Regions from separate parts of the Homo sapiens genome. Here region 2 is linked to region 1. Evidence: read pairs that join two places in POLR2A ChIA-PET (ENCODE). Cell type or tissue: CD4-positive, alpha-beta T cell. All regions are shown on one strand. Each heading gives the region's core, and the rest is flanking DNA. Links, peaks and the distances in the headings are about the cores only.

Region 1 (16,565 bases), core at 6,087-11,086:
ATACATTTTTAATTTCTCCAGATGGGATGATTTCTAAATAGGAGTTATAGAAAATTCCTTCCTTTTTAACAAACATATACCATATTCTATTTTAAACTTGTATGTATACATTCATTTAGTCCTCCTCAAACTCCTATGAGGTCAATACTACTATCCCTATGTTACACAAGAGAAAATCAAGGCTCTGAGAGTTAAGTAATGTGCAAAGCTAACTAGATGGTACAATCAGTTCTGCTATAATACTTATTCTGAAATGCAAATGTGTCCCAATCCAACTGATACATTAGGGAACAATTTGAGCATAACTCAGATTTCATTTTGCTTATGAGTGACTTCATCCATAAGAAACATGAGGTGACTACAGAAAACTGAACCAAGTCATACAGGAGGACACCAAAAGCACACGCTCAGACATTAACCAGCTATCTCAGTTCACCATGTGAGTTGTGACTGATACCTATTCAGATCTAGTACTACAACTTTTCTTCTGACTTCAGATAATCCTCTTTCCATCACTTCACAACTCACAAGCTACAACCTCTTCTGCTTCCACGAGGGAATTCAGGTCTTTTTCAATATAAAGTGCCAAATATATTGCAGTATTTATTTATTAACCATTTAACACTTATGATATTTTTTAAATGTGTTACTGAGTTTTTGAGTATTGTGCCATAACCCCATTTTCCCGTAAGTCCTGTGGTTTTCATTGTGTAATTCTGAAATGCATGCTGACTTGTAGGAGCAAATATGTTGCATTTTAGCAGGACTGACTCTAAGTAGTGGAGTTATATTCAAGTTTGCTGATTTCAGTGCCCAGGCTTGTAAGTTACAGTGTTTTCCCATCTTTATTTATGTATCATCCCAAACTTTTAGTACACAATATGTTTTTGGACATCTTAAATTTCCAATTCTCTTTTGTGTGAACTGTTGGGATTACTAAACATATTAATATACAGTAGTTGTAACTTGAAAAATATTATAACACATACCTGTGACAAATATGCATTGGTATGAACAAACATTGCCTATACATAAGAATAACCCCATCATAAGTTACAAATTATAAATACTGTCCAAAGTGGAAATGAACTGTCACTGTCAATTTTCACTCCAATTATTTCTCATAAATGCCAACTTGTAGCTATCTATGACCTACTACAGTTGAAAGGAAAATCATAACCAAAAAAATGACAGAATAAGGTTTAATAATTTAGGTTAAAAACTCTGCATAACACTTTTAAATTCAGGTTCCACTATGTACAGTCTACAGTAGCAAGTTAATAATGGAAATGGAATCCCCTACTGGAACTACTCAAGACTTTACAACTTTTCCATTAGTTGATTTACTTTACGAAATATCATCACTGCCAAATCATTGGAGAGAAAATAAATTTGTCAGTTGCAAAAACCATTTAAAAATTATCTCTCCAATGCTTAAGTAGAAGAAAAGCTGAAATCACATAAAATCCATATTTAGGTAGACACACTTGAACTCACATCAATGTCTTTAAATGTAGTATAAACCAGGAATCAAAGTAAGAATATACTAAGGTAGATGTTATCTGGTCAGTGCTAAGCAAAGTCTAAAAAATGTTAACAATCTGGACAAAAAAACTTTAAAAAAAATTCCAAATATCTCTATGTTTAGTATTAAATAGCTAAAATATTAGCATATCTAAGTAAAATTTCCCATCCTTATTCAGCGATACTGAGTGATGGCTTCAGCATCACTTCTTGGCCTTTTGGCTAAGATCAAGTGAGTGACAGCTTCAGCACAGTGGTTCTAACACTGGCTGAATGTTAAAATCACCTGAACAATTTTTTTAAAAAAGGTCCAGGCTACATATCAGGTAAATTGAATCTGAATATTTGAAATTGGGGCCCCAGCATCAATGTTTTTTTTAAGAGCTCCTCAGAATGGTTACAAATATGTACAACTAAGGTTGAGAACTGTTATTCTAAAATAATCATGATTTCTTTAATGAAGCTTATTTTTTTTACTCATGATTCCAGGAGCTACTCATAAATCAAAAGAACCAATTAGGATATAAGAAAATTATACATTTTAAATTCTAAAAGTTCAAAGTTTTATTTGTTCCTTTTTTTACTAAAAATAGTAGCATTCAGATATAGCTTAACATATGGGTCCCTAAAAATATTACTTGGGAAATTTTTGTCAAGTCTTAACTGACATCAGTCAAACATACATGGAAATGTCTGATGAAAAAATGACCATTGTTGGAAATTTCTGTTCTTCTAGAGCTATCATACGAAATACACAAATATATAAATACTTAAAGAGTCTACTAAAACACAGCTGAGTAGAGAGACAACACAAAATGAGATATTTTTCTCTAAACATTCAATATTGAATATAAACTAAATTCAGAATCAATATTGAATATAAAGTAAACTCAGCATGGGACACCATGCCTTATAGTTTTCTTCTATCTCAGTGGCAGCATTTTCTCCATTTCTTTGGTTGGTTCTCTTTCTGTTCTTGAAACATTACCTTGTGCCTGAAGGCTCGATTCTCAGACCAACTTCTACTTCTACTTATAATCTTTATTCTGCGTTTTTTTTTTTTTTTTTTTTAAGATGGAGTCTCACTCTGTCGCCCAGGCTGGAGTGCAGTGGCACAATCTCGGCTCACTGCAACCTCCGCCTGCCATGTTCAAGCAATTTTCCTGCCTCAGCTTCCCAAGTAGCTGGGACTACAGGCGTGCGCCACCATGCCCGGCTAGTTTTTTGTATTTTTAGTAGAGACAGGTTTCACCACCCTGGGCAGGCTGGTCTCGAACTCCTGACCTCGTGATCCACCTGCCTCGGCCTCCCAAAGTGCTGGGATTACAGGCGTGAGCCACCGCACCCAGCCATCTTTATACTGCTTTCAAAGCATTCAATGAGAGAAATAACCAGAAAACAAAAAAGTTAACTTCTTGAAATCCAAAGAAAAAGATGTTTCATACATATTTCTCCAACTATAGCCTTTATGGCTATTTACAGGACAAAATTTTTGAAAAATTTTGAAAAGAGAAAAGTGGGTATGCAGATAGTAAACTAAATGAGTTCAAACTAAACTCTTAATAAATTTTAGTACTTATAAAAAGCTTTATTTTTTCATCTAGTATTTTTAATTCAGTGTTGGGAAAAAACTATTCTAATTGGCTAATTTCTACAAACACTATTCTAAATCTATTTTCAAATATCCTCTGTTAAGCAAGTTTCAAAAAGATTGAAAGCCCATATACCACCATATATAGCACTCATATTGACAAAAGTATTTCAGATTATCTGTAATTAAGATTGCTCATATCAAACTGATATTCTTAGAAATATGTAGCCATTTAAGACTATCACACAAAGACTAGATTATAATGGAGTGAAGCTGGGCAAAGAAATGCTTAAATCAGGCCCTTAGAAACAGAAAGTTAACTGTACTCACTTTAAAACAAGTTAAAAGTGTTTAACCTTCCTCCAACACTGGGCATTAAATCTTACAGGTAATTAATTATGACGTAAAAATGTAATTCTAATTCATAATTGTAACTGTTTTCTAAATCAAAGTATTTTTAAAATTAACATCAATTTATATCAAGTTTCTCTTTTCTAGGCAAGTATTGTCTACCAATAGGCTAGCTAAGTTAGCCCAGTGATAAAGGCCCTTAGCATTAAAACAGTTCAGTCTTTCCTTTCTGAAATCCTTCTTCATTTGGTTGCTGGGACACCATGCTCTACTGGTTTTCTTCTATCTCAACAGCAGCATCTTCTCAGTTTCTTTGGTTGGTTCTCTTTCTGTTCTTGTAACATTAACTTGTTCCTGAGGGCTCAATTCTCAGATCAACTTCTCTTCTATATCTACATATACTTTCTAGGTGACCTCATCTAGTCCCAAATCTTTAAATACCATCTATAAGCCGATTCCCAAACTTCTATGCTAACTTTTCCCCAGAATTCTGGACTCTCTGATCCCACTGCTAACTTGGTATCATAAACAGAACACACCCAAAATTAAGAAGAAAATCTTAATTTTCTTCTCCAAAAGTAGTTCCTCACTATCTCATTGGCACCACCATTCCCAATTCTTAAGCCCAAAGGCCTTAAAATCATCTCCAACATTTTGCTTTTTCTTGTGCACCACATCAGATCTATTAGCAAATCTTGCGAGCTACCTTTAGAATATTTATTTCCACAATGCAATCAATTTTCACATCTCCAACTGCTAATGCCTTAAGCGAAGCTGCTATCATCTCTAGCCTGGGCAGTTCTAGTAGACGTCTATCTGGTTGTCTGCTTTCACCTCTGTCCCACCTGATGTGTTTCCTCCACAAAGCAGCTAGAGGAATCCTTTTATTTTTATTTTTGAGACACAGTCTCATTCTCTTGCCCAGGCTAGAGTGCAGTAGTCCTATCTCAGCTCACTGCAACCTGTGCCTCCCGGGTTCAAGTGATTCTCGTGCCTCAGCCTCCCGAGTAACTAGACTACAGGTGTGCAACACCACGCCCGGCTAATTTTTGTTATTTTTCGGAGAGACGGGTTTTCACCATGTTGGCCAGGCTGGTCTCAAACTCCTGACCTCAAGTGATCCACTCGTCTCAGCCTCCCAAAGTGCTGGGATTACAGGCATGAGCCACCACACCCAGCTCCTAGAGTAATCCTTTTAAATTTAATCATATGCTCTCCTAATCAAAATCCTTTAAGTAAAAAAATATATATACATTTAAATAAAATCACAACTCCTGATCATGCCCTACAAGGTCTGGCTTCTTTGCCCTCATCTATATATACCTTCTACCCTTACCAAATAGCCTTTGTGATGTTCCTCAAACACACCAAATACATTCCTCCCTAAACATCTTTACATTTGCTATTCTCTCACACAGGAAGAGCAATATAGCAGTATCTAGGGCATTCTGGCATAATGGCATTCAGATCTTAGCTCAAATATCACCTTTCAGATTGGCCTTTCTTGGTCATCATATTGAAAATATCAGCTTCTATCATATTCCATCCCCTTATCCTGCTTTATTTTTCTTCCTAGGACTTACCACTATCAGACATAATATCATGTATCTGTTTGTTGTCTACTTCTGCCATTAGAATGTAAGCTTTATGAAGACAGAACCTTCATCTTCTTCACTAGTGTAGCCCTAGTGGCCAGAACAATGCCTTAGGCATGATAGGCACACAATAATGTTAGTTGAATAAATTAGTCCCTTAATAGGGACAACAATAATTAATCACTTAATAGGAACAACAAGTAGATATCAGAATATATGTCTCATGTTTGTGAAACAACTCTCAATAATAAAGTAAAATTAATAAGGCAACAAGGAAAAGAAACTGATGACTCAACCTGCATAGGAACTATAATACATTATTAAAAATTAAATGAAAAATGTGCATATTTGTGTTAACAAAGATAGGTCAAAAGATAATGTTGGCTGGGCACAGTGGCCCACACCTGTAATCCCAACACTTAGGGAGCCCGAGGCTGATGGATCACTTGAGGTCAGGAGTTCGAGACCAGCCTGGCCAACATGGTGAAACCCTGCCTCTACCAAAAATACAAAAGTAGCCAGTAGTGGTGGCACATGCCTGTAGGTTGGAATTTGGGCAAGATAAAAAATCAGAGCTTAGGCCGGGCACGGTGGCTCACGCCTGTAATCCCAGCACTTTGGGAGGCTGAGGCGGGTGGATCAGTTAAGGTCAGGAGTTCGAAACCAGCCTAACCAACATGGTGAAACCCTGTCTCTACTAAAAATGCAAAAAAATTAGCCAGGCGTGCTAGTGCATGCCTGTAGACCCAGCTACTCGGGAGGCTGAGGCAGGAGAATCGCTTGAACCCGGGAGGCGGAGGTTCCAGTGAGCTGAGATCACGCCACTGCACTACAGCCTGGGCAACAGAGCAAGACTCTGTCTCAAGAAAAAAAAAAAAAAAAGCGCTTAGTCCTCCTATGTTAGAACTAATTTCAAATAAAGAAAATCCCAAAGGTCAATCAATACTTTTGGTTTTGCCTACTTAGCTTAAAACACAAGTAGCTTGAAATCCATATAGTCAATTAATTCACATATTATTTACTTCACACCTACTATATAGGAAGGATTCTAGGAAGTGTTTGAAACGAAACAATTGGAGGATGATGCTTAGTCAATGTCTGTTCAATGAAGAAATGACTGAACAATTAAAAAAAAGAAGAAGAAGAAAACTTCCAAGAATGGCATCAAGGCTAAGAAAGGTATCTTATGCCAGTGTTGTGGCTCAGAAAATAACAGACCTCCTCCCAAGAATCTCATCAAATAATCAAGACCAATTAACCACTAGAGAAGAGAGAAAACTTCAGTGAGTAGTCACCATGCTCACATAGACTTTTCATCTATTGTGAGAGCAGCTTCTAGAGATTACCTGAGGGAATTTATGTGCATAATAGGACAACTTTTGTTCACAGTGAAGTTGTGCTTCTCACCTTCCTGCTCCTTGACTCCAGTTCAGAGGAACTTAGTCCCAGGCCATTGTTCTTCAGGCTCATTCATATCCCCTAAAAATCATTTACTCCTACATCCTGCCCTGCACCCATCAACCCTATCCCCAATGAGGAAGAATATGTAGCATCTAAACCTCATTGGGTTATTGGGTAATCATTCTCTTGCAATTCCCCTGTGTTATACCTGTTAAATAAACGTGTATGCCCTTTCCCCTATTAATCTGCCTTTTGTCAGTTCATTTTCAGAGAACCTTCAGAGGGCAAAGGGGAAGCTCTCCCTTGGCCTCTGTACCTACGTGCCTGATAATATGGACAGTCAGTACATGACTTCCGTGGAGAAGGTAGTGTTTGATCTGCAATTTGGAGTGAAACTCTGTTCATCTTAGAAGGAAAAAAGTTAGGTTTGAAAAAAATGGCACAACAAAATTAGTGTGAAACAAAAAATGCATCTTACTGGGCTCATTAGAATGTGTGATTAAGATAGCTCTAACTTCCTATTTCAAATATATATGTTGAACCATAAATATTCTCATAAAATATTAAGTAGACTTTGCTTCATAACCAATTAATTGAGAATGTTGTTTTACAATGAATTGTAACGAAGTTCAAAGCTCTTACCACTTGCCACATGACAGCCAAGATGTCAAGAGGCAAGGAAAGTGACTTCTATTTGGAGAGCCAGCATACCAAGAAGATGGTGAACTAGTGTCCTAAAGAACCATCTTAAGTTAATATGAATTTTAGGCTCCTTTTATGTGGGGGAAAGGGAGATGAGGGAAGGGGCTGATGTGGGCAGCAGTGACGGTCAAAGAAGACTGAAACTTCTTTGTCCTTGGTCAGGTCACAATGCTTCAACAAATCTTTTAACACTACATTGTTACTTCTGTGTAAACCCTCCTTATCTCCTCAGGAGTTAGTTTCAAGGAAGGGACTATTATCATCCTTGCTTTAAACTATAAGCTAAATTCCTCCCATAGTTAGCTTGGCCTATGTACAAAGATAAGCAAAAGCAGCTAACCTAAAAGAGAGCATGAAGGATGGGGAGTTAGGAACAAAAATGGAGTTAGTCATGCTACGCCTCCTTTTCACTGTTACATAATTATAGATAAATAAGGGGAAAAGGACTAAGGGGCAAGACTGAGATTCCAGGGTCACTGTACTCAGGAAAACCCCCACATATTAGGGCAATGGAGCTAACTTGAAGCTACTATGAAGCATTCTGTTGAAGAAACCAGTAAAAGTTCACTTATATATAAATGATAGGCCAATCTACCCAAAAATGGGCAAATTTATATTTTTGAACTATACCTTACAGCAAATAATTCATCTAACGTTCAAATTCAAGGACAATAAAGCCAAACTCATTACCTCTTAGAGTAAATAATATGTTTATAATTTCTCAACATGACCCATCTATGTTCTAGGGGATTTAAAAAAGAAGAAGAAAAAAGAAAATAGCTTGTCACAAAAAAACAGCCAATGGAAGATTCTATGGCCAATAATTATGCTACCAAGCTACACGATGCTTAAAAACATTTTAAGCATGAGCATAAGCTCATTTTGCATATGTAACTTGTTTCTCTCAGTGTCTGAGACTATCAGAAACAAAGAAACCCACATCCTAAGCCACAGAATACAGCCACCTGGTTTTACTCTTATCACAGGATGACAAAAATGCTTTCAGTCTCCTAAGGTCATGCAGATATCCTCAACATTTGTATAGTGTTTTTTAACTAACAAAACTGTTGCATCCTTCCTGAGTTCTAGAGTGGTCAAAAGATACAATGCAAACACTTCTTACGATAACCTTTGCTGTCACATTTAAAGGCATAGGCTCAATGACTAACATAAATTTCAAAATGCTAGCTCCCTTTTCTTTCCCTTTTCTGTTCTGATACTAATATAATAATATATATTTTCTGTTCTAATACTAATATAATTAATATAATTTCAATAAATTTCTGGAATCTTTGTTTATAAAAATGTTAAATCAGTGTCAGCTTTGCAGAATTCATCTGTTAACCCAAAGAAACATAAATAAGTTTATGAGTATAACAAGAAATGAGTTTTTTAAAATGTCCCCATTCTATATTTTTAAAACCCTTGGTTTTCTCTTAATATATATATATATTTTAGAATGATGAAGTTTTTGATTTTTTTATCAGAACACTTTTTACAATAACTTCCAAAGCTAGTGTGAAATATTTGTTGACACATAGACATTTAATGAAGTAATTCCATGATTTAGTACCATAATTTTTATGGTTTTAGTGAAAAAAAAGTGAGACTTGGATAATCTAGTTGAAATCAAGACACATGTGTAAAGAACTTAACAGAAACTACCACCTATACTTGATCTGTTGATTTGATCAGAGAACATTAATAAGTTAAAGGAATGCAACTTCCAATAATTTTCCATGAAAATGCAATCATCTGGCAAAAATATTATTTATTTCTGTTAAAACACTGGTGAAATCTTCCCATCCTTTTTTTAACTTCACAAATGTATTCAACTTCATGGACTATGTTTATATACAACATCGTAGAAAAGAGTTTCAATAATCTCATAATAATTGGAGAGGCTTAACAAGCAACATATGATTAAGAAAAATGGTTATCAATTTTTATATTTTGAAACATTCTTTTTAAAAACAGTATTTAAGAACCAACCTCCAAAAATCAATATATTATTTAACATTTCATTTATAATGTATCATCAGATCATACATTTATAATGTATGACAAGACCAGTCATTCTCAACTTGGCTGCACATTAGACTCACCTACAGATTTGAAAGACGTACCAATGCCAAGAACTCCAACCCCAAGAGATTCTGATTTAATTGGTCTGGGTAGAAACCACATACATATATGTATATATATGATGCCTATGTTTTATATATATAAATATATATATACATATGTATTTCTTTTTGAGATGGAGTCTCACTGTGTCACCCAGGCTGGAGTGCAGTGGCACTATCTCAGCTCACTGCAACCTCCAGCTCCCGGGTTGAAGCTATTCTCCTGCCTCAGCCTCCTGAGCAGCTGGGATTACAGGCGCGCACCACCATGCCCGGCTAATTTTTGTATTTTTAGTAGAGACAGGGTTTCACCATGTTGGTAAGGCTGGTCTCAAACTCCTGACCTCGTGATCCGCCTGCCTCGGCCTCCCAAGTGCTGGGATTACAGGAGTGAGCCACCGCACCCGGCCAGCATTATATTTTTAAAAAGCTTTTTAGGTAATTTTAATGTGTAGCCAAGGATGAGAATCGTTATAGATCATGATCAGCATTCTAAAAACTATATATCTAAACTTATAATTTCTGTAATTATAGTAATTATTAATAATACGTAATTATAACTCCTCAACATGACCCATCCATGCTCTAGGGGATTTAAAAAAGAATCACATTTATAATTTATTTATAAATTATTATAATTTATAATTAATATATTTATATACTAATATATATTATATAATTATTTTATAAATTCAACCCCTAACAGAGTCACTTCTTCCCTGACTCTGATCTACAATCATTTAATTGGTCTGGGTAGAAACCATAGAGATAGATAGATAGATAGATAGATAGATAGATAGATAGATAGATAATGCCTATATTTTATATATATAAATATACATATATATATATATATATATATATTTTTTTTTTTTTTTTTTTGAGATGGAGTCTCACTATGTCACCCAAGCTGGAATGTAGTGGCACTATCTCGGCTCACTGCAACTGAAATAGGGTAATGTTCAACTTGATAAACTGTAGTGTCCAGAAGGAAGCATACCTACGACTGGCAATAAAAGTAAATCTTGGGCCCTAGAAGAAGGAACACTAGTTCACAGCCACGTTCTAAGTTCTGGGTTGACTCCACCAACCTCAAAACATCTGAACTCTACACAGGATAACACTCTTCTAGATCAGACATTTTTGGAATCCTGCTAAGGAAGGGATGACTTGGGGATACCTTTGATTTGGGGTGAGACATACCCAGCCACTTCCTTGTATGGTTATCGCTAGCTGTCAGAGTATAGGAATGGCTTCCAGAAATATTCCTATTGCCCACCCTACTCACTCACCTATTTTATACTATGATGGTGCAGAACCAGAGGTCATATCCTGATATGAACACATTCTATAGCATCTGTTACCAAGAATATGTAGGTAATGGGAAAACAAGACACTCCACTACTACTAGTCACCCTGAGGTAGGTGGTCCTTGCTGGTCAGTGGGGCTATCTCATCAGAAAGTGTGGTTACAAGATCAAAAAAATCAGAGCAAAAGGACTCAAATCCAATGGCAAGGAAGACACATTTCAATTTGACTGAGTGTTCATCACTGCTGCATTCTAAAATCCATAATGTAGTATGTCAGGATGACCTATGCAGTTGTGTTAGAATCCAGTCCCTACATTCCCATTCTCTCCTCCCCACTGAAGGGGATGACCAAGATGTTCAGTTCTCCAGTCACCTTTCTTCGTAGGTTGTCAAGCCTCTGCTCTTCAAGCACAATATCCTATTGAACTGACCAGATTTGATCAAGCTGTACTTAACTTACTGTCAATGCAGCAGACCCATTTTCCAATGATGCAATATGGGATTCAATGACATTGATTCCACCTCTACAGAGGTGAAAGATTGTTACTGGGCACACCTGAACGTAACTGGCTCAAATTACTTATCATGAAGTCACTATTCGAAATTACTTAATTGGCTGCCTAATTAGGCCTCTAGGCTTCAAAATCAATTAGCATGATCAGTTATCTCAGGCACAGATCAAAATAGTCATCCCAGAGAAAGGGTTTACGGAGAGACAGGTTGTCATCCTTGGATCTAGAGCCATCAATAGCCTCACCCAATATCTAAACATCAAGCTTTCTTCAGTCATGGAGGCCAGCAAGAACCATGTAGATTCACCCATAACTCACAATTCATCTACATAGTTTCTGAACAGTCAGAGATCCTGTTTTAAATAAATTATAAATGTGTACTTGCTACACAACTCTATCATAAATTTCTCATGTTTAAAGTGTTCAAATTCCTTTCTTTGTTTAGCTACTACAACAAGATCCACGTTTAGTTAGCTTCTCCTTATTACTTTTTTGGTTTGTTGGTTGTTCTTGCTCTTTATTTTGTTTCCAAAATGTAAAAGTAAAATATTAATAAATTACAGTTCAGTTATGTCAGGAATTTTTCAAAAACAATTATTGGTCTGAGCTTTTTTCTTGAAGACCAGAAGTCACAGTTAAAACACACCCACACCTACATATACCCAAATAACACAACATAGTCCACAATCCCAAAAATTAATGCGAGTTATAAACTAACAAAAATCTGGGTTCAAATAATTAATTTATGGTACAGTCATCAGAGAAATAAAATAGAACTTTAAAATAGTATTGCAAAGTAGGTACCAGAAGAACTAATATAAAGCATAGCATGTACCTCTCAAATGGTTAAAGCCAAGGTCATTAACAAGGATACCGAAATGTTTCTCTTAAATAGCCATTTGGCAGGCTAAGACTCACATTCAAGTTCTTGTCAAAGAAATACAAACTCACTAAAATGTTGTTTATTTTGAAAAATTGTTAATATGAGGCAGGTCTTCAAACAAGGCAGTTAAAGTTTCTGGAATATTAAAAGGGACTTACAAAAAGATCTACAGCAAGTATTCACAGTAGTCGTATAACAGTAGTGCTTCAATGTAGAGGACAAAATAAATGCATGACCAAATGTTTTCTTGAAAATCAGTCTAAAATTAGATGACCAAAGACGTAAGTACTACATCCACAGTCAAGATATAAAGAGATTTTCCATAGAAATGAATGAGCACGACACACACAGATTCTGCAAGCATAGCAAAACCTGAAACTAAAAATATTGTTTTAGCTGGGAAAAACATTTTTTATATATAAGTGAATTACGGTGAGTTTCCAAAAGGCCTGAAATGCATACTGAATTGAAACAAAAAAAAAATCCATAAAATTTGTAAATTTAAGTGAGGAAGGTAGAGTAAAAAAGTAAAGTACAAAGGAAAAAAATTAATGAACACAGTAAAACTACTCATAGACACAAAAGAAATACAATATGTAGGCAATACAAAAATTTGTTATACAAGAAAAAATATGGATACCCAAAGTTTCCATTCTAGGTCTTGATATGAATCTCCCCCTATAAAATCCTTTAACTACACCACAAAATTTTCCTGCCTCTGAAACAGGTAATTGATAAGTTTGAATGTTCCCTCCAAATTTCATGTTGAGATAAAATCTGCAGTGTTGGAGTGTGGGCCTAGTGGGAGGTGTTTGGGTCATGGGGGCGGATCCCTCATGGCTTAGTGCTGTCCTTGAAATAGTGAGTTCATTCTCAGGAGCTCTGGTTGTTTAAGTGTGTTCCCCCAACACTCTCTCTTGCTTCTGCTCATTCCATGAGACACCTGCTCCCCCTTTACCTTCTGCCATGATTTGTAAGCTTTCTGAGGTTTCCCCAGAAGCAGATGCCAGCACCATGCTTCCTGTACAGCCTGTAGAACTGTGAGTCCATTAAACCTCTTTTCTTATAAATTACCCAGTCTCAGGTATTTCTTTATAGCAACACAAGAACAGACTAACACAGTAATGTTTATCTGATGAACTCTTGTGTCCAGAAGGAAGCATTACCTGGGCCTGACTATAAAGGTGACTCCTGAGCCCCAAAAGAATAGTTCACAGCCACATTATAAACTTTCAATTGACTGCACCTACCTCAGGAGATCTGATCTCTACGTAGGGCAATACTTTTCTATAACAGAAGTCTCTTGAGAGTATGGACACTAGAAAAATATCTCTACTCTCTGAACTCTTATTGCATTTTCTCTTCTCTACAACAAATTGTGTGAGACTCTCATAAACTGCATTTTTTTCAAAAGCACTTTTGGAAGTACCATTACTGCTAAAGGCCACTGTACATGAAGTCAGAGCTCCTTGAAGGCATGAATAGTGTCTTATTTGACTTTGACCCTCCCTCCATACCGTAAAGCTGCTGACCACTCAACACACACACAAAGCCTGTCTTGGTGCTTTAATCACAACTGACACCCAATAAACATTTGATTAATAAAGACCTACTATATTATTCTTCTCTCGAATTTTTTCAGCATCACACAAGTAGACATTTTATTTTATATGGCTTAATTTAAACACTATTTTACACACTATTTCTGTACTATTTAATTCAAATGTCTTTATCACTCAACAAAACAGTAAAACCAGGAGATGAAGGATGATGCCTGTTGTTTTGTATCTTAGGCAGTGTCTTAAATGTAACACGTACTAAATAAAGACAATGACAACCACAGCATTCCAACAAATACATAGGAATGTGTATAACTCTTCAGAACATGTTTAAAAAAAAACAAAAACAAAAACATGGAACTGACAAAGGTAATGCCACAGTTTGCTTTCAAGGGTATGGATATTTTTCACATTCCCCAACCTGACAGGCAGGTCTTTGCCCCATAGATTTACCAATGATCATATAATTGCCAGATTAATTCAGTGTTATATGACTTGCTACAAATTAATGAGACTCATTAAAAAAAGAAGAAGAAGAAGAAGAAAGAGCCAGGTGTAGTGCTTGTAATCCCAGTGACTCAGTAGGACAAGGCAGGGAGGATTGCTTGAGGGCAGGAGTTTGAGGCAGGCCTGGGCAACATAGCAAGATCCCTTCTCTACAAAAATAAAAACTCTTAGCCAGCTGGGGTGGTGTGCACCTATAGTCCCAGCTACTCAGGAGACTGAGGCAGGAGGAATACTTAAGCCCAGAGGTTTGAGGCTCCAGTGAGCCAAGATCATGCCACTGCATTCCAGCCTGGGCAACAGTGCAAAACCTCAACTCTAAAACAAAAACCAAAACATTATATACAAATTAAAGATAATTAGACTCAACAAATGGGTATAAAACTCCCTATTTAAGGCCATGTGCTAACAGCTGAGGATATAAAGGTAAGAGGCGGTACCTAACCTTAAAGTGTTTACAACGCTATGAGATGTCTTCTCCAGGTAGTTCAAGGGAGACAGCCAAGAAGAGACTTCAAGTCCCTTAAAATGCTCATTCTTTTCTAAGAGTAACGATGCTTGTTCATAGTGATAGATAATATATAAATTATTTTCATGATAAGAATAATGAACTGTCTATAATCAATGAAGATCAAATGGGGGAAAATGACTTCAAATATAAGGAGAAACTTCACTTAAATATAAGATTATTTGATCACTCAAGAAGTTAAAGACTAGAGTATATTCCAAAGACTGTCTGCATCCCTGGAGATCTGTAGGGTGTGAAGTGACAATTATTTTCTTGTTTTGATAGAGCACAAGAACAACTGATGTTCAAAGATCTTTTGCTGGCCTATGAAATTACAGAACAACATATATATTGCAAGAGAAGTGGGGAGATTACATATCTAAAACATTAGTGAGCAATATGGAATTCTTGAGCACTAGTTTCTGTATTTCCAGACTTTCTAGGTGAACTGCAGATAACTGGAAACAACTTAAAAAGCTTTGCATTGCATTACTAATGACTCAAAGTAATAATGTCATGAAAGACAAAGCTCAAGTTGGTACAATTCATTTCACTGCTAATTGCATTGTTAATTGTGATTATCAAAAGAAATGCACTACAATACCGCACTTAACTTAGCATTTAGGTAATTTACTGTTACCTAAATCTGGCCAAGAATACAGCCAGTTAAAATAATCTTCTATCTAATATAGTACATAAGTATTACATATGTAAAGTAGTGAGCATAATCAACTGCCAGTAAATACATTAACTTTCTATTTTTAAAAAAACTTACGTAAAAGCTGGATTATTGGCTATGTCAATTGGAAATCATTCTTTTCCAAATAACAGTAAGCTTAACCAACAGCAGCTTAAATATGTAGGTAGTTATTTTTCTCAATTAAAATGACTGTCAGTAGGTGGTTGCTAGGATGGGTTTAGCTGCTCATTGCTATAACCAAGGACCACTATCTTTTTACCTTACAGCCCTGCTTTTCATGTTTATACTTGTTACCTTGTTGTCAGAGGATCACTGCCATACTTTTCAACTCAAATCAACATTAAATCAGAAAGAAAAGGGTGATGCACCACCACTTGTCACTTTTATAAAAAAAAAAAAAAAGCAAGAGGTCCTCAGCATGCATTTAATTACTTACCTTTAACCAGAAGAACTCTGTCACATACCTACCCCTAATTATTAGGGAGATTTAAAAAGTAAATAGTTGATCCTTATTATTTGCAATCCCGTATTTGTGAATCAGCCTACTCACCAAAATTTACTTGTAACCCCAAAATCAGTACTTGCTGTGTTTTCATGATCATTAACAAACATGTAGAGCAGTGAAAAATCTGAGTAGCTGATACACATATTCCCAGCTAAGGTCTAACAGGGAGACACTCTGCCTTCTTGTTTCAGCTCTCACACAGAGATGCCCACCAGAGGACAGAGCTGTGGGGGGCAGTGCAGTGTAGTTCAAGTAGCTCCAGCTCTAGAACCAGCTGAACGAGTTTGAATCCCAAATCTGGGACCTATTCATGGGGCATCAAAAAGTCAGTTAACACTCTGAACCTCAGTTTCTCTTTTGTTAAATAAAGAGAGACTCTACCAGGATGAGTAGTTTTCAGGATTAAGATTATATAGCCTACATGAAATGTGTGGGTGTATGTGTGTTTGTTCATATTTTCCTTAGGAGCAATAGTTGAGAATTTGCTAATTCAGTCATCATGGTGACTTTACAGAATCTAACTACCAAGAATTACAAAAATTGACTGTATTTAGCTTTTCCAGTCTCCTTTATACAGGTAGACAGGAGAGGTGTTAGGGAATGAGTGCTTCGTTAGTCAACCTACAAGTGTCTGCCTCACTGATGACTCACCAGTGTTTTAAGGTGGGTTTTTCCGCCTTTGTTTTTTGCTTGGCCTAAGCCTCAGTACTTCTCAAAGTTTCCACAAAAGTTCCCCTAAGGTCAGAGAAGACAACCATGTATACCAGAAAGTCTGAGGAGTGTTTCACAAAGC
Region 2 (16,565 bases), core at 4,393-9,392, 180 kb before region 1:
CAGTAATGGGGAAAAAAACCATATGTAATAAAATATTTCCCATCTTGGGATAAAATGTGTGTTAAGAAAAGTATCATTTTAAAACAACCTAGTGCCATACAACCTAATTACCTGTCAAGTTGTAAATCCCAGTGTTTAGTGTTAGTACCAATTTTTGCTAATGTTTCCTTAAAATTGTAAATATGCTCTGGAATAACTCGGTTGGCAAATAACATAAAAAGCCATGTGAGTTTCTGCCCAAACTATTTCTTTTAAGTAATAGAACACTGACTTTGACTTTTTGTTTTCCTGATTAAGGATGTTACAACCCTTTTTTTTTTTTGGTGATTTTTATTTGGCTATATATAAAAAAGTGAACATGCTAGTTTAATATGTATAAAATCTTCAGGCATTTTGAATAACATTCTTAAAAATTCTCAGAGGTTTACATAATATCTAGATGAGCTGAAAGGCTTTACAGTACAGCAAGCATATAGGGATATGGTTAAATATTTTGGTCATTTTGGGTAAAACTTTAGAATACTGCCTGAAAAATATATAAAGCCATTAATTCATAAAATTTAGTTCATACTTTCTCTTTAATCCTGAGTTAGAACTGCAGATCTTTCCATCTTGGTTTAGGCAAGATCAAATTCTCAAGTAGTCAAATATGCACACTTTATGGAGTCTGGCTTTACTTACATAGAATAAAAGTCTAGCATCTTTAAGGTAAAATCTTGTGAAAAGGGAAGCCTGTCAGTGCAGCATGGCTCTCACCATCCTCCCCAAGGATACACAGAATTCTGTAAAGAACAAAGGAGCCCTGCTTGCAATCTCCCTTTGTTGCTACTATGTGATTTATCTTAGTTTTTTCAGTAAGGACTTTTTCTAAACATGTGAAAATAAAAATTTTTATTGCAGATTAAGTCATCAGTTAATTCCCTCTAAGCATTTTCAATCAGCTCTATCTTTAAAATACAACTAAAATAAACCACTTTCATCACCTTCTAGGGTCACTGATACTACTCTAGTCCAAGCCACCATCATCAACTCTCCTCTGGATTGCTCTATTAGTTTGTTCTCATGCTGCTATAAAGGACTGCCTGAGACTGGGTAATTTATAAAGGAAAGAAGTTTAACTGACTCACATTTCCACAGAACTGGGGAGGCCTCAGGAAACTTACAATCATGGCAGAAGGGGAAGCAAACACATCCTTCTTCACGTGATGGCAGGAAGGAGAAGTGCCAAGCAAAAGGAGGAAAAGCCCCTTATAAAAACATCAGATCTCCTGAGAACTCACTCACTATGATGAGAACAGAAGCATGGGGGTAACTGCCCCCCATGATTCAATGACCTCCCAATGGGTCCTTCCCATGACACATGGGGATTATGGGAACTACAATTCAAGATGAGATTTGAGTGGGGACACAGCCAAACCATATTAATTCCATCCCAGCTCCTCCCAGATCTCATGTCCTCACATTTCAAAACCAATCATGCCTTCCCAACATCCCCCAAAGTCTTTTTTGCCTGTTTGTTTTTTCTTGAGACGGAGTCTCACTCTGTCGCCCAGGCTGGAGTGCAGTGGTGCAATCTCGGCTCACTGCAAGCTCCGCCTCCTGGGTTCATGCCATTCTCCTGCCTCAGCATCCCGAGTAGCTGGGACAACAGGCGCCTGCCACCACACCCGGCTAATTTTTTTTGTATTTTTAGTAGAGACGGGGTTTCACCATGTTAGCCAGGATGGTCTCTATCTCCTGACCTTGTGATCTGTCCACCTCGGCCTCCCAAAGTGCTGGGATTACAGGCATGAGCCACTGCGCCCAGCCAACATCCCCCAAAGTCTTAACTCATTCCAGCATTAACCCAAAAGTCCAAGTCCAAAGTCTCATCTGAGACAAGACCAGTCCCTTCCACTTACAAGCCTGTAAAATCAAAGACAAGTTAGTTACTTCCTAGATACAATGGTGGTACAGGCATTGGGTAAACATACCCATTCTAAATGGGAGAAATTGGCCAAAATGAAGGGGTTACAGGCCCCACATAAGTCCAAAATCCAGTGGGGCAGTCAAATCTTAAAACTCCAAAATGATCTCTTTTGACTCCATGTCTCATATCCAGGTCGCACGGATTCAAGAGAGGTGGGGTCCCAGGGCCTCTTGTCAGCTACGCCCCTGTGGCTTTGTAGGGCACAGCTCCCCTCCCAGATGCTTTCATGGGCTGGTGTTGAGTATCTGCGGCTTTTCCAGGAACACAGTGCAAGCTGTCAGTGGATCTACCATTCTGCGATCTGGAGAATGGTGGCCCTTTTACAGCTCTACTAGGCAGTGCCCCAGTAGGGACCTGTGTGGTGGCTCCAACCCCACATTTCCTTTCTGCACTGCCCTAGTAGAGGTTTTCCAGGAGGGCTCTGCCCCGGCAACACACCCCTGCCTAGACATCCAGGTGTTTCCATACATCCTGTGAAGTCTAGGTGGAGGTTCCCAAACCTCAATTCTAGACTTCTTTGCTCCCACAGACTCAACACCATGTGGAAGCTGCCAAGGCTTGGGACTTGCACCCTCTGAAGCCACAACTCTTTTAGCCATGCTGGGACACAGGGCACCAATTCCCAAAACTGCACAAAGCAGCAAGGCCCTGGGCCTGACTCATGAAACCATTTTTTCCTCCTACGCCTCTGGGCCTGTGATGGGAGGGGTTGCCGTGAAGACCTCTGACATGCCTTGGAGACATTTTCCCCTGTTTTGGCAATTAACATTTTGCTCCTCATTATTTATGCAAATTTCTGCAGCAGGCTTGAGTTTCTTCTCAGAAAATAGGTTTATCTTTTCTATCATATCACGAGGCTGCAAATTTTCCAAAGTTTTATGCTCTGGTTCCCTTTTAAACATAAGTTCCAATTCCAAAGTGTCTCTGTAAATACATAAAACTGAATACTTTTTACAGCACCCAAGGAACCTCTTGAATGACTTGTTGCTTAAAAATTTCTTCTGCTATATACCCTAAATCATCTCTCCCCAGTTCAAAGTTCCACAGACCTCTAGGGCAGGGAAAAAATGCTGCCAGTCTCTTTGCTAAAACACAGCAAGAGTCACCATTATTTTAGTTCCCAACAACTTCCTCATCTCCATCTGGGACCACCTTAGCCTGGACTTCATTGTTTACATTACTGTCAGCATTTTGGTCAAAGCCATTCAACAAGTCTGTAGGAATTTCCAAACTTTCCTACATCTTCATGTCTCCTGAGCCCTCCAAGTCTCTAGGAAGTTTCAGACTTTCCCATATTTTCCTGTCTTCTTCTGAGGCCTCCAAACTGTTCCGACCTTGGCCTGTTACCAACTTCCAAAGTCACTTCCACATTTTCAGGTATTTTTACAGCAGCACACCACTACCTGGTACCAATTTCCTATATTAATCTGTTTTCACACTGCTAATAAAGACATACCAGAGATTGGGTAATTTATAAAGGAAAATGGTTTAATTGACTCACAGTTCTGCAGGGCTGGGGAGGTCTCAGGAAACTTACAATCATGGCAGAAGGGGAAGCAAATACATCCTTCTTCACATGGTGGCAGCAAAGAGGAGAAGCCCCTTATAAAACCATCAGATCTCCTGAGAACTCACTTACTACCATGAAAACAGCATGGAGGTAACAGCCCCCATAATTCAATTACCTTCCACCAGGTCCCTCCCACGACACGTGAGGATTATGGGAACTACAATTCCAGATGAGATTTGGGTGGGGACACAGCCAAACTGTATCAATTGCTATAACAGACTCCTAATGAGTCTTCCTGCTATGGCTCACATATATTAGGTAACTTGTCCAAGGTTGCTAAGCAATGTGTGCTGCAATCTGAAATGAGATCTGTCTTACTCTAAAGTTTATGCTCTTTTTACTACAAAAGGGGTTTGGCTACGTGTGTATATGCTGGGTGGGGTAGGTGTATGTGAACATTTGAAAATATGTATTTGTGTATATATATATTCATATATACATGTTTGTATATATAAATATATATATGTCTGTATAACTATATACACACATATATGTATAATGTGTGTGTATAAATTGTGTGTGTTTGTGTTTGTGTAATTTAAGAGATACCTTATGGAACCCTCATAAATGAAGGTGCTGAAACCAGAGATGCTTTGATAGAGGTGAGGGAAGAAGACTCACAGTCCTCCAATATTCTTTCTCCTCTGCAAAGTACTTCTCAATGAAATACCAAAAACTGCAAAACACAACTTGAAAACTACTGTACTATACACATTGCCGTCCCTTCAAGGAGTAAGCATTGTGCTTCTGGTTTCAAAACAGAGGCCATTTCACAGGAAGATCATGGTACCAAAGGAAAAAGTAATCCCCACACACCGGACAAAGTGACCTTTTAAAAATGCAAATCATGCTGTGTCATTTCTATCAAAACCCTCCTTGGTCCTGACATCATGGTCTGTTGCAAAAATGACAGGCTATCTATAAAGCACTTAGGAAAAACTGCTCCTAAAACAGACTAGAACAAATGTTGCTATATTTAACTTCCCTGAGTCAATACAATAAGACCTCTCTTCACCTCTGATAAAAATTCTATACCCTATGTGAAAGCTACCCTACTGCTGCCAGAAATGTTAATGAGTAGCAGAGATAACTGGCTCAATGATGTATTAAGATGACCAGTTTATTGGGAGGCCGAGGCAGGTGGATCACCTGAGGTCAGGAGTTCGAGACCAGCCTGACCAATATGGTAAGACCCCGTCTCTACTAAAAATACAAAAATTAGCTGGGCATGGTGGTGGGTGCCTGTAATCCTAGCTAGTCGGGAGGTTGAGGCAGGGGAATCACTTGAACCCAGGAGGCGGAGGGTGCAGTGAGCAGAGATCGGGCCACTGCACTCCAGCCTGGGTGACACAGCAAGACTCCATCTCAAACAAACAAACAAACAAACAAAAAAGACGACCAGTTTATAGCTTTTACTATCTGTAATTTATCTTCTTAGTTTCACTCTCCCAGTTTATAAATATTTTAAAAGTTGACTCTTTATATAGAAAACCATAAGTATTCTAACTAACGAACTAAGTTGGGCCTAAATGCCCATCAACCAACAACTGAATAAAGAAAATGTGGTATATATATACCATGGAATACTACTCAGCCATAAAAAGGAATGAAATAATGGCATCTGCAGCAAGCTGGATGGAGTTGGAGATCATTATTCTAAGTGAATTATCTCAGGAATGAAAAACTAATTATCTTATGTTCTCACTTATAAGTAAGAACTAAGCTATGAAGATGCAAAGGCATAAGAATGATATAAGGAACTTTGGAGACTTGGTGGGAAGGGTGGGAGGGGGTGAGGGATAAAAGACTACACTTGGGTACAGTGTACACTGCTCGGGTTACAGTGCACCAAAATCTTAGAAATCACCACTAAAGAACTTATACACGTAACCAAAAACCACCTGTTCCTCAAACACTATTGGGAAAAAAATTGAAATGTCAATATACTTGGAAAGAGTCCTATTAATAATATAAACATCAAATTACTTCTGATTTTTGATAAGCAGAGTAAGTAAAATGATGAGCTCATTATTAAAAAAAAGAAAATATGAAAAAAGCAAACTCATGCTGAGTATGTCATGCTCCAGTAAGGAAACAATGCCACCAGTGTGGGAAAAATTCTCGAGGAAAAATAGGCTTTTATAACTGGATAGCATTTGAGTTAAGATTAGAAACAAAACAAACAAAATTAAATTATTTATTCCTCTAAATGGAACGTTCTTAATCATCTTAATGCTAAAGTTTCCTTTCTTGTAATTGGCTGAGTTGTTTTCACGAATCAGAAATGAGCAAGTCCATCAATAGAAATCTGTCACAGAGACTGATCTAAGCTAGAAGCATGAGTTAACATAAAACAAAAGGAAGAAAATTTTTTTCCTGAGAATGCCAAGATTTAGTCACTAAGAAAAGGAGAAAATGATAGTCTTTACCAAGTATGACTATCACGAAGATACAAGAATAATCATAACAATCAAAAATGCTTTGCTTCAGATGTAGTAAACGTAAATTCCTAAATACTTAAGAAAAAGCAGAAATGTCTACACATTTGGAAAATTAATGTCTTTTTTTTTTTTCTTGAGACAGAGTCTCACTCTGTTGCCCAGGCTGGAGTGCAGTGGCGCAATCTTGGCTCACTGCAATCTCTGCCTCCAGGGCTCGAGAGATTCTCCTGCCTCAGCGTCCCGAATAGCTGGGAATACAGGTGACCACAACCATGCCTGGCTAATTTTTTGTATTTTTAGTAGAGACGGGGTTTCACCATGTTGGCTAGGCTGGTTTCAAACTCCTGACCTCAAGTGATCTGCCCGCTTCAGCCTCCCAAAGTGCTAGGATTACAGGCATGAGGCACTGCGCCCGGCCATATTTTGAATTCTTATCTGAAAAGTCTACTTACCTAAACTAAAAATATTTTTTAAAAACAGAAATAATCTTTAAAATAATTGTGGGTGTGAAAATCTTTGAATTATAAAGTCTTGCAGGGACTTTTCTCTTGAAGAAGGCTTGGCTATACTTAGATTCAGTATAGGTATTTCAAGTAGCCTGAACACAATGGCTGTCCCTTGAGCTTCTAAGAATGCAGAAGAGCAAAATCCTCTGCAATCATAAGTGCAAAACCTGTAATTATGGTTATTTAACAAAATGGTTTCTGTTAAGATATTTGATGATGAAATTTCCACTCTCTTAGATGTCAGTGCCCACATTTTATTCAGGCTTTACTCATGAGTAAATGTATTATAACTGTTATTTGATTAAATGTCAGTGGCCACCAGGCCTAGTTCATAAGCAAGAAGCTTAAAGAAGGCAAGCCACAGAGGGTGTGGAATGATTACAAAGAAAGATGATGAAAGGAGAATTGTTTTTGCAACTTGGTGATGTGAGGCAGTGTTTCACCTTAAATAAAGTAACCACAAAAGCTTTAAAGAAGCAAAGGACTATTTTGGCAGCAAGAGGAAGGGAAGATCAGTAAAATGGGTAAAGTCAAGTAAGGAAGAATCACAGCATAGAACAGCAGTATTTTAAAGTTTTATGTATACTGCCTTATTTACATGTTTATCCACTCAACAGCTGTGTCAGGGAGAAAGATAAGCTATTATTACATTTCCATTTATAGAAGAAACTGAAACTTACTGATTCTCTGGATTTTTTAAAAATACTTTTTAAAAAAAATTTTTGAACTAATTTTAGATTTGCAGAAAAACTTCAAAAATAGTACAGAGAGTTCCTGTATACTCTTCACCCCACCTTGCCACCCTACATGCATCTTATCTGATCTCACAAGCTAAACTGGGTCAGGTTTGTTTAGTACTTGGATGAGAGTTTTGTGGTTTTTCACCAAGGTAAAATATATTGCTAGAAAGAGTTTAAGATTCCTATTCCAAAATCAGTGCTCTTTCTACTATACTACTGACTTCTACACAAAACTCCTTATTCAGATATAAAATTTTCTATCTGATCAAGTAAAATTATGCAGTTCACTTGACATTACTACTACATGTTACAACTTTAGAGATGTATAAAATTTGCAATAATCTAAAAAATTCTACGTGAAATGCTCTGTAGTGGCCCTGATAAGAAACTGGTTTTGTTTTATAGAATTGAAACCCTCAGATTGCGCTACATGCAGTTTTCATAAGATCTAGAAATGTATTCTAAAATGAATACATTGCTTAATGAAATATAAGTGGACGAATGTCATGGAATTATCATAGTGCCTACTGAATATTCAGACTACATTTTCTGAGTCATTTTACTCGGTGGTAGTAGTAAATATTACATATTCCACTAACTTGATGTTATGCATGCTGCAAATCCTTTGATTCTGATTCTAGTCACTATGAAGGGAAGATTATTTCTAAAGTAAATTCCATAGGAATATTGCTATATTATATATTTTCATAAAGAAGATTCTGTCAATGACAGCTACCATTTCTTAAACACCCATGTGCTGAACTGAGCCAGGTATATTACATATGTTATCACAAATCCTTCCCAACACTTCTAAGATGCAGGTCCAGATAAAGGAATCTGAGACTCAGAAACATGTAGTAATTTGTCCAGGTTAGTAACATACCTTGGATAAAGAATGGAACTGTGATTTTAATATGTAGGTCTATATGACCCCAAAGCCCATGCTCTGGTCATAATACCATACAATCTAAAGAGAGTATCAGAAAAAAGACAAGTATACTACAAACAGTTTGGTAAAAGATAAAAACTGTCATTCTATAATAAAGAAAATGATGCAGAGGGAAGAGATAGATTTGCTAAACAATGAGAATATGCATACTGTGTATGTTTCATTAGTTTGTAGGCTTTAAGTGGGAACACAGTGTTGTGACATAGCATGGTCTCATCTGTCTGGGAAGGTCATCCTTCCTTTCTATTCGTTCTAAGTAATAGAATAATAGTTATTCTATTGAGTAAGAAGCAACATGAAGGATCCACATGGGAGGACTAGGGTGAGGGTGAAAGTAGGGAGAGAGTTTGGTCTGTCAGAACAGGCTAAAAACCCTATAATCACTGGGGCAACAGGTTTCATGACCAGATTGCCCAAACGTTGTATGCAGATTAGAAACAAAACAAAACATGGACAACATTGAAATAAGTAACAGAAATCCACACAATGAAAATATGTCCTTGCCAAAATAATAAATTAATATTCTTCAAAGCACAAAAGCAATCCTGTTAATATTCTTTTCTATTGGTGCCTTTTAGGTACATTTACAACATGATAAACTAAATTGGATTTTATACAATTCTTAAGTAATACTCCTATTGTACCACACCAGGTATCCCATATAGTTAAATGAACACGCCTTGTTACTTTGCATACCCTCCTTTGCATAATGTTCTTTAGAGGTAGAAAAACACACAGCCCAGATGGTACTTATTTTTCTGTAGCACAGTATTTTAATTTCTCAAGTCGCAGAACGAATATTTTGATTAACAAAAAAGCCTAAAATCAAATCCTCCCATTTTCTTTCAGAATTTAAGAGACAAGAAACATACTAATAAATACTGAATGATTTCTTCAACCATTTGATAGGTTGATAGGTTTCAATGAACAAAATTCTTCAAATTAGTATGAGTCTTAGGCTAAAACATGTTAAGATATTAACACTTGGCCTATGGTTATGATTGTTCTTTGAAAATCATAAACCATGACAAAATACTCTTTCAATACAAAAAGTAAACTCAGTTTTTATCAATTATCTGTGAAAGAATGAACAAAGTGTGTGTGGGGGGGGGAAATCAATGTTCTATGTAAAAGGTTAAGTGGAGCTTTGGAATTGACAGTGAAAGCCCACACAAAAGCTAGGATGAGTAATCTCTACAGCCTCCTTGACCCATTAAAAGGTGATGAGTTTGTGTGACAGCCAAGAATTATCTGCTCTCATGACATGGGACAAAAAAAGTTCGTTTTACATCTTATGAACTTACGAGTTCATTTCATTGGCACAAATTAGAAATAAGACTATGAGATAACCTGGATTTCTTCAAGCATCAGGTAAAACAGAACGCAATTACTGTCAAACAGATTGGAATTATTAAGTTCTTTCCATTTACCAAACTGTTAACTAAAACAATTTTTATAGTAGACCAGGTCTACCTTAAGACACTAATTATTTTCTTGAAGTACGTTCTTATCAATCCAGGGGGCTCATTCACGTTTTATTAGTTAAGATTATTTCTGGCTACATATATAAGCCAAAATTATAGTTGCTTAGGCAAGATCAAAGTTTATTTTTCCTCACATAAATGAATTCTGGAGATAGGTATTCAGGCTTTACACAAACACTGACTGAAGTCTCCAGGGCCTCAATCTCCTCCAGTATCTGCTCTGACATTTTGTGATTCAGAATGTCTTGGCTTCTAAAGCTCCAGCCTTGAATCTGCATAAAATAGACAAATGCAGAAAGGGTAGGGAGTGTACCCTTTCTCTAAAAAAAAAAAAAAGAAAAAATGACAGTAAGTCCTCACTTCATCTCATTGATAAGTTCTCGGAAACTGAAAATTTATGTGAAACAACATATAACAAAATCATTTTTTTCTTTGTCCCTCATCAATGTTATAACAAAATGACAGTGAAGGAAAGGAAGTTGAGGGCCTGCTGTACAATGATGTTACGTGAGGGCTTATTGTACTAAGGATTCCCATAGAATGCTTACATTTCATTGGCCACAACTCAGTCGTGTGACCAAACGTGGCTGAGGGTAAGAGAAATGCAGATTTTCTTTCTTTCTTCTTGTTTGGTCTAGATGTTAAAATACCCAGCTACAAATCAGTTTTGTTACAAAGGAAGGAGAACATGGATACTGAGTGGCAAGTAGTTGTGTCTACATGGTGGTATATGACTGAGGTTAAAAATTCATTACATCTATGTGACCCATCATAATCATTTCCAGAACTGATTTTTAGCAGTCATAGGAACCTCTAATAAGTTTAAGAATGAGGATTCTCTTCCTTCACATCACTTACAAACATTTTTTTAAATGCAATTTATGTAGCTTTAAACTTCACTAGAGTACTTTCAGAGGATAAGGAGAAGGCAAAGTTAAGTCAAATAACCATGTCTAATAACTGTCCTAATTCCAAAAAGATTAAGAAGCGCACGTCTGAAGAAGTAGATTTAGTGGCATTTAATCTATTCATACCTTAGAGTTAGCATAACAACTCCTCAAGGAAGGCAAGTGACAGGAAAAGGGGTTTGACAAATGATTCACTCCAATGCCTACTTAAATGCTTTGCCGTTTTGCGTAAATGCCAGCTGGTGGGATGGATCACTGCTACTGACATGTTCTACTCTAACTCTTTACTGGAAGCCCAGCTATAGCTGCTATCCATCTCAAACTTCATCTTAGGGAGAAATACACTACAGGATATGAGGGGTAAAGTGATTCCAAGAACAAGGAACTTGAAAGTAACAGAGAATATTTGCAGAGCTGGGTATAAATAAATGAAGGATGGATTTTAATGAAGAAGTCATATACCTGGAAAATATTGCTTCACTTGTTAACAAAAAGCATGAAATTACATTTTTGTCGTTTTATTTTGATGAGAGAGATATGAATAAAGCAAATGACATTTAAGATATATTTGAAAAGGAATGGACTGGGTACATCATAGGGTAAATACGATTCCAACCCAATCCCAATACATTCTGTATATCAACAGTGCTTAAGTGTTGTAACTCAGTGGCAAATGAGTTTTAATCATAACCCAAATATTTTGAAATATTCTTCTATAATATTGAGAAACATTTTATACCATTAGAAAAAGATTAGCGTGAGTGGTAATAGGAATGTTTACCTGGGAATCAGAAGATCTGGACTCTAGGTCTCAGTTTTACCTCTAACACAAGATGGGACTCTCTAGGTTAAGTTGCTTCATCTCACTGTGACTGAGTTCTCTCTTCTTTAATATAGCTCTGAGATTCTGTGGTTCTACGTGTATTCTCTTATCTCAGGGAACTCCTGAAAGCCTTAGAAACATTTTGGCTGGGCATGGTAGCTCATGCCTGTAATCTCAGCACTTTGGGAGGTGAAACTCCATCTCTACATGACATGAAAAAAAAAAAAAAAAGCAAAACTAGCTAGGGACCATGGTGCGTGCCTGTAGTCCCAGCTACTGGGGAGGCTAAAGTGGGAGGATCGCTTGAGCACAGGAGTTTGACACTGCAGTGAGCAATGATCTCACTATTGTGCTCCAGCCTGGTCAACAGAGTGAGATCCTGTGTCTAAAACAAAGCAAAGCAAAACAAAAGAAAAGAAAAAGAAATTTAAAAAGCAAAGAAATATTTCATAGTTCTAAGATTTAAGAGATAAGACAACCTGGCCAAATCCACACTGAGAAAATTTCAAGCTGTTTGCAATGATTCTTTTTGTTTGTTTGTTTGTTTGTTTGAGACAGTCTCACTCTGTCACCCAGGCTTTTTTTTTGAGATGGAGTCTCGCTCTGTCGCCCAGGCTGGAGTGCTGTGGCACAATATCAGCTCACTGCAAGCTCTGCCTCCTGGGTTCACACCATTTTCCTGCCTCAGCCTCCCGAGTAGCTGGGACTACAAGTGCCCGCCACCACGTCTGGCTAATTTTTTGTATTTTTAGTAGAGACAGTGTTTCACCGTGTTAGCCAGGATGGCCTCCATCTCCTGACCTCAATCTCCTGGCCTCCTGAAGCGCTGGGATTACAGGCGTGAGCCACCATGCCCAGCCCGATTCTTTATATAGAAGAAATGTCACTGGAAGAAGCCATAAGGGTCCTAACTTCTGGTAAACATCCAGATACTTCAAAACTATGAGTGTGTTAGAATCACTTCACTTGTATCAAAGATACAGCTATGTACTCTCCTGTATCAACTTTGTATTAGTCTCCTATCTCTCCTCTATCTTGCACAGAAGAATTTTTTGCTGATTTAGAGAATGAAGAGGCCTTGTGATAGTGATAATGAAAGACAGACTATGGCATTCGTAAGAATCTGTACTTTCATAACAGAGAATGGAAAAATAATTCAGGTACTTCTTAAAGTCAAGAAAATAAAAGGATAGGAAAAACACCACTACTCTGGCTTCAAATAGTTCCTCCTAGAGATGCTCGTATAGTGAATTAGGTCCAACACAAGAAATCTAAGAAGATGTTCTAAAGAACTTTGCAAAAGGTACCAATCACCATGGGATTCACATAGAGGCTAAATATTAAATCTGTCTTTTTAAGATAAAATATATGTTGAAAGCTATTATCAATAGTTGTTTTTGAGAGAAGTATATCTAAGAGATTATGGTATTCAAATGTATGTCAATGCTCTTTGAAAATAAGTGTAAAAAATTCTAAATGGATGTTTGAGTCACATAAGCATAGATGAGCAGAAGCAAATGTAAACTCCCAAATCAAATAATGTCAGTTATTTGTAGATCACCATAGCCTCATACTTTTCCACTATATTAGTCTATACAGGGTGACTTGTTAGGTAAAAGTGGACATTCTAGATTACAAGAAAGTCTTTGGTTTTCTGATAATAAGGAGATAAAGTGAGCCTTCAAAAATTTACATTAAATTTATTGGACACATTTTAAGAAAGTGAAAGTTCATTTTCTAATAGCTAATGAAGGCAGTGTGTACCTTCAGTAGGCAAGGAATGTGAACATACCTTTACATATTCTTTGAGAAAAGCATATCCTATCCCATTAACTGAAGAAAGAAAGAAAGAAAAAAAATCCCCTACCATGTCCCTATTAAAAAGAAATCAGGCTTGGTATGCTTATGACACTTCAAAGAGCATATTATGTGGGAAAACAAAATAAACATTTAACCTGGCAAATGAAAATGGACTTGGGGTTTTGACATACTTGGCAGACAGGTAGAATTAAATTCAAGTAAAGAATGCAGAGAAACTAATATAGTATTTAAATATTTGCTTAAGTAATATAGTATTTAAAATAACATTCAAAGAACCGTTTTTATTGAAATGTTTTACAGGTTTAGTGAGGATGTTTTTTAACTGAAAGAGCTTGACTGGAAGTACACTTTACTTTCTCTCTGTCATTCTGTGAACTTTAGTGAGGTTTTCTATTTACTTTTTCATTAGGCATTTTCCTGTAAGTCTAAGATAACTGTACAGTATGCTCTGTAGCTTTTTAAAGAAAATTTAGATGACAAAAGTCATTTTTGAAATAAAATACCGACAGTCTCAAGATCAACCTAGCATATATATGGCATATTATGAATATAAATGTTGAGTGGATGAATGAATAGAGGGTCTAATCTAGTAAGGAGCTAAGGCACTGTCTGCCTCCTCTTGCCTCCATCTCCGCAAGGTTGCCTAGAAGCCTCTATGTGAGAGAGGTGTAACAGGATCCTGCCTTCTAGCGATGGTGCCAAGTCCAGGCCTGGACACTAGACACAGCTGAATCAAACAGAGGCCATTTCCTGAGACTTAAGATTGGTAATCCAGTGAGCTGGGCCTGCCTCTCTCAAGGTGATGAAGCTAACTTGGGAACTACTGGTGGCATGTAACCCTCTAAGTATAAAGCATAGCTCAACAAGGAGAGAAAAATTAAGCCTATGTAGAGAGAAGTGGAGATCAGAAATAGTGAATAAAATTTTTATTTTATTGGTGTCTGAGTTGTAGTTCTTGAGGCCCAGTTGTATACCCATCTGTAGGTTGCTTAGAAGATACACATCCTTATAAAATGAGAAATTTGTCTATGTAGTTAACTATTTTTCCAAACAACATGTCAAATAGAGTATAAGTGAATATATATTTAGCATCTTTGCGATCCCCAGTCTCTACATGAATCCATGATCTCTGTATAGTCTGTCACCAATTGCAGGAAGAACAGTAGCAACTCCCAATGAAATAAAACTCCCATCGCAACTTTGCTTCAGCATCCTGACAAAACTGACCTCTTTCCTATATGTAACTAACTTTTATTACTAGTAGCACACTTAATTAATATACATGTTTTAATTACCATAAGGACATTAACCATCAGGGCATTGCCAGAAACATAAACATAAATTACATAAAGGCCAAAAGATCAACACAAAGTCCTTTACATAGTAGGAAATATTATCTTCCTAAATAGCCCATAATAAATCAGGTAGAGGTGCCAAATTTTGCTCAGTATTCATCTGTAATACTAGTTTTCTGTTCCCAGAGAAAACAAGCTTGATGAAAGAGTTTTGGGGGATGACGGACAGTTTTGTGTCATTGAAAATTTGTGATCACAAAAAAGTCACATTCAAAACTAAAATATAGGCTGGGTATGGCAGCTCATGCCTGTAATCCTCGTGTTCTGGGAGGCTGTGATGGAAAGACTGCTTGAGGCCAGGAGTTCAGAACCAGCCTGGTTAACAAAGCAAGACCTCATCTCTACCAAATAAATAAATAAATAAATAAATAAATAAATAAATAAATAAAATAAAATAAAATAAAATAAATAAATAAAATAGCCAGGCATGGTGGCACGCATCTGTAGTCCCAGCTACTTAGGAGTCTGAGGTAAGAGGATCGCTTGAGCTCAGTTCAAGGATGCAGTGTGCTACGATGGCACCACTGCACTCCAGCTTGGGTGACACAGTGAGACTCTTTATCCAAAAAGTTAAAAATAAAAGAAGATATAGAATCTCCCAATTCATAAATACGTTGTATCCTAAAAGTCTGTTTAGGGTACAACATCCTAAACAAATCCATCTTCCCATAGAAACACTGTCCTAAATGGTGGTTAGGTTCCCAAGTAATCTACAAAAACCTCTTTAACCCATATGCACCTGGACATACTCAGTTTATGCAGGAATCAGAAGGGACATATTTAAGAAAATTTTGTCCTCTTTCTACAAGTACCAGTATTACGCAAAATTCTGAAAGCATAAAGTTGGTCTTTGACATATTTTCACTTTATTTCTGAAATCTTCTCAACTTCTTAGCATCTCTCTCTAGAATTTTCTCCTTCCAACAAGTACAGCACCTCACTTAATATTCCCTACTCTTTAAGGTTCAAAACTACTTTACCTCTACTCTTTGCCAAACAAAATTCTTTAAAGTCCCTCTTAGCTAATGATCAAGAGGTAAGCAATCTGATTCACACTAATATGTAAATAACTGAGTGTCCTTGGCCCTTCATGTGTTTTTAAAATTTTTGAAAGAAGATAAAGTAATCTCTTATCAACTATGGTTTTATAAATTGTGGACTTAAGATAATGAGGGTTCACGTTTGTAAACCAAGTATGATAAGTCCATTATCTTTTAATATGTGATTCTGTTCAGAAATTGACATGGCCAAGCAAAAGTAAAATATCTTTATCAGCCTTAAAATTAGGGAGCCTAGCAACTATACATAACAAAACTCGAGAAGTTTCTTCCAGATAAAGACCAGAATGGAAGAAATATAAAACTTTCCCAATACTTTCCTTTTCCAGATAGTGCATGCACAGAGGAGATTGCTTTCCTGGTACTTTTCACTTTGTAACTGTGACCCTAGACAAGTTACCTAATCTCTGTGCTTCAGTGTCCCCAACTATAAAGTGAACAGGGTAACAGAAACTATCCCATGGGTAGACTGTGAAGAAAGGAATACATCAGATAATACATATATTAGGGTTTAGAACAGTATCTGGCATGCAGTAAGTGCAATGAATGACTCTGGTACTACTACTACTAATACTATTGAGGACACTACAATTTATTGCACTTGGTAGAGGGAAATGTCTTGGCTATGGTCAATTAAAATTATACCATCAGTAGTCGAAATCTTTACAATACTTTGAGTTGAGATGCAGAATGAATGTCAAAATCCTTTATCCTACCCAAAGGTTCACTGGTTCGCTCTAAGCAAAGTAATTAAAGTAATTAAAGGTGGTTATTATGAAATTTCTGAACAGAATCACATACTAAAGATATTTTCATTATTTGTTTATATAAAATATATTTATTGAGCATCTACTATTATTACACTCTGTTCAGGGTACCGGAGATACTGCAGTGAACATAATAGATGAAGCTCTTGTCTCCTGGAGCTTTCTCCTCAAGTA

Evidence for each region. Peaks named below come from ENCODE experiments on the same cell type or tissue, not always from the same donor. Only the 100,000 strongest peaks of a DNase experiment are listed, where the experiment ranks them.
Region 2: POLR2A ChIA-PET joins it to region 1 with 19 read pairs; 5 of 35 experiments call an interaction of 5 or more read pairs at or near these places.

The regions. Positions count from the first base shown.
Region 1 is chr6:45,148,146-45,164,710 of GRCh38, forward strand. The region is part of intron 2 of SUPT3H (SPT3 homolog, SAGA and STAGA complex component); the gene reads right to left. It also overlaps the pseudogene LOC100420052. Among named protein-coding and RNA genes, the nearest start is that of MIR586, 41 kb to the right of the region's middle. In CD4-positive, alpha-beta T cell, for the core only: no CTCF peak of the experiment used is centred there; a DNase peak (open chromatin) is centred at 8,116.
Region 2 is chr6:44,970,265-44,986,829 of GRCh38, forward strand. All of the region lies in intron 6 of SUPT3H (SPT3 homolog, SAGA and STAGA complex component), which reads right to left. Among named protein-coding and RNA genes, the nearest start is that of MIR586, 220 kb to the right of the region's middle. RefSeq lists a silencer at 2,555-2,755. In CD4-positive, alpha-beta T cell, for the core only: no CTCF peak of the experiment used is centred there; DNase peaks (open chromatin) are centred at 6,897 and 7,307; H3K27ac peaks cover 780 bases.